2 separate regions of the Homo sapiens genome follow, and region 2 is linked to region 1. Evidence: chromatin loops called from intact Hi-C (ENCODE). Cell type or tissue: heart left ventricle. All regions are shown on one strand. Each heading gives the region's core, and the rest is flanking DNA. Links, peaks and the distances in the headings are about the cores only.

The links. Peaks named below come from ENCODE experiments on the same cell type or tissue, not always from the same donor. Only the 100,000 strongest peaks of a DNase experiment are listed, where the experiment ranks them.
Region 2: it touches region 1 in a loop (2.1-fold over the local background); 8 of 110 quality-filtered maps call a loop at or near these places.

The regions. Positions count from the first base shown.
Region 1 is chr18:77,086,160-77,089,073 of GRCh38, reverse strand. The region is part of intron 2 of MBP (myelin basic protein); the gene reads left to right. LOC124904328 (a long non-coding RNA gene) reads left to right here. Exons shown (of 2, transcript XR_007066420.1): 2 at 1-1,728. Among named protein-coding and RNA genes, the nearest start is that of MBP, 45 kb to the left of the region's middle. In heart left ventricle, for the core only: no CTCF peak of the experiment used is centred there; DNase peaks (open chromatin) are centred at 1,493 and 1,853; H3K4me3 peaks cover 2,100 bases; H3K27ac peaks cover 2,268 bases.
Region 2 is chr18:77,205,994-77,208,907 of GRCh38, reverse strand. No RefSeq gene overlaps it. Among named protein-coding and RNA genes, the nearest start is that of GALR1, 42 kb to the left of the region's middle. In heart left ventricle, for the core only: a CTCF peak has its summit at 1,263; DNase peaks (open chromatin) are centred at 1,097 and 1,997; H3K27ac peaks cover 1,733 bases.

The DNA.
Region 1 (2,914 bases), core at 114-2,613:
TACGTGAATAATTCCGCCAGCTGTCAGGGAACCAAGGCCTGTGATGCAAGGTGAGCACCACTGCGCCAGGCCCTGTGACAAGGAGGGTGGGTGGCCTGGGCCTTGTCCATCGGAGCAGGGGAGTGTCCACACATAGACTCAGGCCTTGATTTTAGGCCTTGTAGCCCATGCAGACTGATCTCATCTGGAGATCCTTAACTTCATTAAATCTGCAAAGACTCTGTTTCCAAATAAGGACATCTTCAAGGCGCTAGGGGCTAGGACTTGGGCATATTATTTTTGGGGGAAAAGGGACACAACCCACTGCAGGGATCATTAATGATTTGAATATAAAAGGTGGATTTGTAAAGTTTTATTCAAAAAAAATTTTTTTATCCTACTGATCTTTTGTATTATTATAAAAACCAGTTTGTTTTAGAGAAATAAAGAAGCACAAAAAAACTGTTTAATAATGGCAACTTTACCCAATGCTAATGATTTACAATATCTCTAGAACATTTTAATCTGCATGTGATTATTATCATACGCATGCATCATACCAGAATAATGTTTCCCAATTTTTTTGTATGTAAGAAGGTTATGGGCCTGTGACAACATTAAAAACTGAGCATCTGGTGTGCCCTGAAGGTTGGTGGCCCCAACAGTCATACGTTGGTACCTAGCACCCAACGTGACAATGTTAAGAGGTGGGTCTTTGGGGTGCAGTTAAGTCCACAGGCCCCTCCTTCATGGATGGGTCCTGCCCTCATTAAAGGGGCTGGGGGTTCCCTCGCCCCTTCTGCTGGACGTGGACGCAGCTGGAAGGCACTGTCCCTGAGGGATGCCCGGGGCCCTCACCAAAGCCACCTCTTCCCAGCCTGCAGAACCGGTAGGAAGGGTTTTCTGTGGTTTATAGCACCCAGGCTACAGTATTTGTTTATTGAGGCCCCAGCACTCGAAGACGCATCCCGGAGGCCAGGTGGCCATGCGTGGCCAGGGTCTCTGCTGTGGGCGAGAACCCGGCCTTAGGAGCCCCGTAGGTGTGGCCTGGAGGGCCCGGGCTCCCTCGCCAAGGCCGTTCCTTGCCTGGGCTCGGAGGGTGGGAACCTGCCTGCTCCTCCCGCTCCCCTCCAGGCGCCGCGTGGACATAGGCTGTGGAAGTCCCCGGAGACCCCTGCCCCATCCCCTGCCCCGCGGGGTGTCAGCGGTGGCCTCCCAGGCAGCAGGAGCGCGCAAGTGGGAAGCGGGGATCCCAGCCCACGTGCGTGGGGTGCTCCCAGCTGCCCCGGGACCTGTCCCCAGGGCGACCCTGGGAGGAGAAGGCCCCATCCCAGCGCCTGCCTGGAAGGAGGAACCCGGCCCAAGAGGAGCTGCCCGGGGCGCGCCCAGGCTCCCCTCCCCAGGCCTCCCGGCTCGCCTCCCCTCCCCTCCCCTCCTCCTGCGGTGTTTGCCTCCAGCCTTCCCTAGATTCCCACGCCGGCCTCACCCTACAGCGCTGCGCGACTGCTTTGCAGAAGCCAGATGATTCTGCCTGTGCAGGAATGAAGTGCGACCCGGCGCGCGAGGGAGGGAGGCCTCTGCGCTTTGGCTCCGGCCGCGCCTCCTCCCTGGGATCCGGTCTAGGGCTGGCGAGCTCCGCGGATCCCTGCTCAGAGCGGGGCTGCTGCACCACCTGCCGCGGGTGGCCAAAGCAGAAAAAAAAGAAAAAAATGGGAGTGGGGAATACAAACGTCTTATTTTCTTTTAAAGGTAAGGTCATCATCAATGTTGGCCTTTTTCTGGGGCCAGGGAGACCTGGCCGCGCCAGGTGAGTGCGAAGGTCGCGTGTTCCTCCCCGCCAGGCTCCGCGGGGGTTTTCCCTAAGGGGCAGGGCAGAGGGGTGGGGCGCTGCCGCGGGGCTATTTCGCCTCCTGGATGGGTCAGGAGTCCCTCCCTCTTTCCGTTTGCGGTGGCAAGGGCTCTGCCAGTGCTTCGCATCCAAAAGCATGTGTCTTCGTTGTTGTTGTTTTTTTTTTCTATGGAATTAATAAAGGGGCTGTAGTGATTGATGAACCATTTATTTTTATACTTTTCAAATAAAACAGATTGAATGTAACATTTGGTGGATCGCCTATTCTTCCGTGGCAATTTTAGTCTTTTTAAAAAGTGGTTTATTGCAATGCGTTTCGAAGTGAACTATGACGTGGTGTCTGGAGAACATTAGAGGAGCGTATACTGCTTCCTTTTGACGAGCTGTTCTTAAGACACTCTTTTCCTGTCATTGTTGGAATACAAAATATTTAGATGTTCTGTTTAGGAACATTATAATAGCTCATGCCTTTTTTGCCAACTCCTCAACATGTAAAAGAAAATCGGTTTTTTATGGTTTGTTCTTGAGCTTGTAATAATGTGCATTAAACTATAAAGACTAGGAGATTGATTTTTCTTTGAAGTCATAATTCCCTTAGCGCTTAAAATAGAAGTATTGTTTCATGAATAACTCAGAGAAACCCATTTAATCTGCATTATTCCTGGATAGATTAGTTGTGTGACCTGTGAGAATGAGTTGAATGCTCCATAGAGAGGTTTTTCAGTATTTTTATGACTTGCATCTTCGTGTAACCATATTCTAACTTGATTTGATTACCCACTACAAGGCTAGAGAACATCTGTGGCCTGAAAAACAACATTTCTCCAGAATGTGGATTTGCAGAGAATATCCTGTTTAGACTCTTGAAAATGAGGAATTGTCCCTAATTGATCGTGATGGTTGGCATCTATTCGCACTTGTATGCATGAACTCTTTGGAACACATGCAGTTACTTAATAAAGTCAGGGTGACTAATTTTGCTCTTGAATGGGTAGGAACAAGCATTAGCCTGGTCTGGGTTCCTCCAGCTCTTAGGACAAGTTGGAACAGATTTGCTGTTCTGATGATTCATCTTTCTGATCACAG
Region 2 (2,914 bases), core at 242-2,741, 120 kb before region 1:
CTGCAAAGTAGCCAGAGAGAAACACATTGCTTGTAGGACGTGCAAATTTTCCGTTTGAAACCATGGAACCCAAAAGGAAGTAGCAAGCGTCTCAAATACCAAGAGAAAAGGCCAGTCAACCAAAAGTCTATGGCAGGGAAAATGTCCCTCATGGACGGGTATAAATAGAGATATTCTCCAGTGAAGGAGCACTAAGAGAATCTGCCATCAGCAGGGTTACTCAAAGCATGGCTCGAGGAAGTTTCCTAAACAGAAGGGAAATTATAAAAGAAGCAATATTGGAATATTGGGAAGAAAGTGAGAACAACAGCAAAAGTAAAAAATATGGGTAAATAAATAGACTCCTTCTCCTCTTGAGTTTTCTAAATTATGTTCCATGGTTGGAAGCAAAAATGATAATGCTGTCTGATGTTCTCAATGTATGTAAAGAAAGTATTAAAGATGATAGTCATATTATAAACTATAACATAATATTGTAAACTATAATATAATATGGGGGAGGGAAAGTATGAAACGAGAGTTTAGGTGACCATATTGTATTAGAACTAACAAAATCTAGCACCACTAGACCATGTAGGATGTGTATAAATAATGAAGTACCTACAGCTACCATTTTTAAAAACTATAAAAAAGGATAAACCCCAAAACACTAGATAAATCAAAATGGAATTCTTAAAAAAAAAAAAAGTTCAAGTACAGGAAAGCCAGGAAAAACAAAATAAAGAAACACTAAACAGTGTTTTTATACTTCAGTAAGGACATTAAAAACAACCAGCCTCCGGGCACAGTGGCTCACGCCTGGAATCCCAGCACTTTGGGAGGCCAAAATGGGAGGATCACTTGAGCCCAGGAGTTCAAGACCAGCCTGGGCAACATACTGAAACCCCGTCTCTTTCTAAAAATAATAATAATAATAAACACTAGTGACTGCAGAAGCAAGGGCTGTCTTTGGTCGGCATCTCTCTGGTGTGTTTCTCGTGGGACATAATCTGCTGAATGCGTGGACTTGGAGTTAACTGAACCCCTTTCAACTTTCAGTCGTTCTCTGCATGTGTCTGAGCACGTGCCCCGACCCTGGAGCACCCTGGGCACTCAGCCAGCGTGGTCCTGACCTCACAAAGCCTTTGGATTCAGGCAGGAGAGAAAATATGCTATCAATAATTCAGGGCTTCTAAATTTGCTGCCAGCTGAGATTTCTGAAATTCCTGCCGTGTGAGGGCTTCATCCTGAGCCCTGTGTAGTGCCCCTGGTGGAGATGTGTGGTGTGCCCCATTTTACAGAGAAGGATCAAGAGAATCACGAGTATCTTCCGAGGTCATGTAGCATACAGCAGGGCGTGTCCTTCCACCCAGGGCTTTTCACCTCTCAAGAGTTTTCTAGAAAAATCTTAATTATTACAGGGTTTCCAGGGCAGGACTGAAAATAAGCCTAGGGTTTCTCGTTTTTACTATTTCACAAATGGTATTGTTTTATTTCTCACTTTTCAGCATTAATATTTCCAAAAGAACTGGGGACATTTTCTGGTGGCATACATCACTAAGCCTGTCAGTCCATGCAGGTTTCATCCCACGCGGACCAGCTATCACCGCAGGTCATTTCAACAAACAGCAATAGTTAGGAGCATTCAGCTCATCTAGTTTTGCCAAACTGATTTTTCTTTTTTATAAAAACGTTAGAGAGGGAGGGATAAATCACAGAGAAGGCCATGCCATGGCCACTCCCATCCATCTGCTCACACCCCTCCCCCTGCCTGCCTGGTCCTTCCAGCCAGGAGCATCCAAAAGTGTCCCGGGCAAAGCCCCTGTGGCTCTTTCCTGTCCCTCTGAACCCAGAGATGGACAGGAAAATCTCTGCACACCTCTGGGCCTGAGCTTACCAGAGTGAATTTTCCTCCCTCTAGCCCACAACCCATTCAATAGATGCCCTGAGCACCCAGGGGAAACATTCTACACCAACTCGACTCCACTTCTCCCAGCAGGGCCCTTGGCTGTGGGGGAGGCAAAGGCGTCCAAGTTCTCTGGTGGTTCTGGGACAGCTTGTGCAGGCTGAACGGGATGAATCAGCAACAGAACTGTATCCTCCCCTAAGCTACAGGGCTAAAAGGAATAGACAAGCCGACTGTTTGTCTACACAGAACTCAACTGAATTATTAACTTCGTAAGAAGTTTTCTATCTCATCTCCACATTTTTAGGTTATATATGTTAATAGATTTAATTACACTATCATTGCTTTCTCTACTTCTTCATATCAGTGAAGCAAAAAGAAACACATAGAAAAAATATGAGTAGTGGCTGCAATTCTCTTTTAAAACACTAAAAACATGAAACAAATTTGCAATGATGAAAAGAAAAAGTACCATCAAACAGTAAGCAAAGACTACTGCTTACTTTTCCTACATATATTTTCCATTCTCACCTTTGCCTTTCATCAAAGAATTCTTTATAGTATTTATCGAAGCTTGAGATGAACCTTCACTTATAGAAAAAAGGAAAGACTTCTGAACATCAGGAAGCGTGGGGAGGCTGCTGAACCACCTCCGATTCTCCCTGTTTGTTGTTCTACTTAACACGGAAGGGAGACAGGCATGTAAATATTGTGAGACAGTCTTGTTAAATACTCACACACATCATTTACATGTACGTGATGTATAGGATGAATTCTCTACATGGGTGTCCTTGATAACCCTAGTATTGCCCTTTCAGGAAACCTCTTAGTAATTAATTTCTTCCACTAATACTTGGTGCACATGGCTCTGGGCAGACCTTATGAGGCTTGACACGAATAGACGGTCACCCAGAGAGGTCACTCTGCAGACACAGGGTTTTGTCTTATTCACTGTGGACTCTTCAGAATCTAGACCAATATCACCTGATAGAAATGTTATATAACTTTGCACTATCCAACACAGTATCT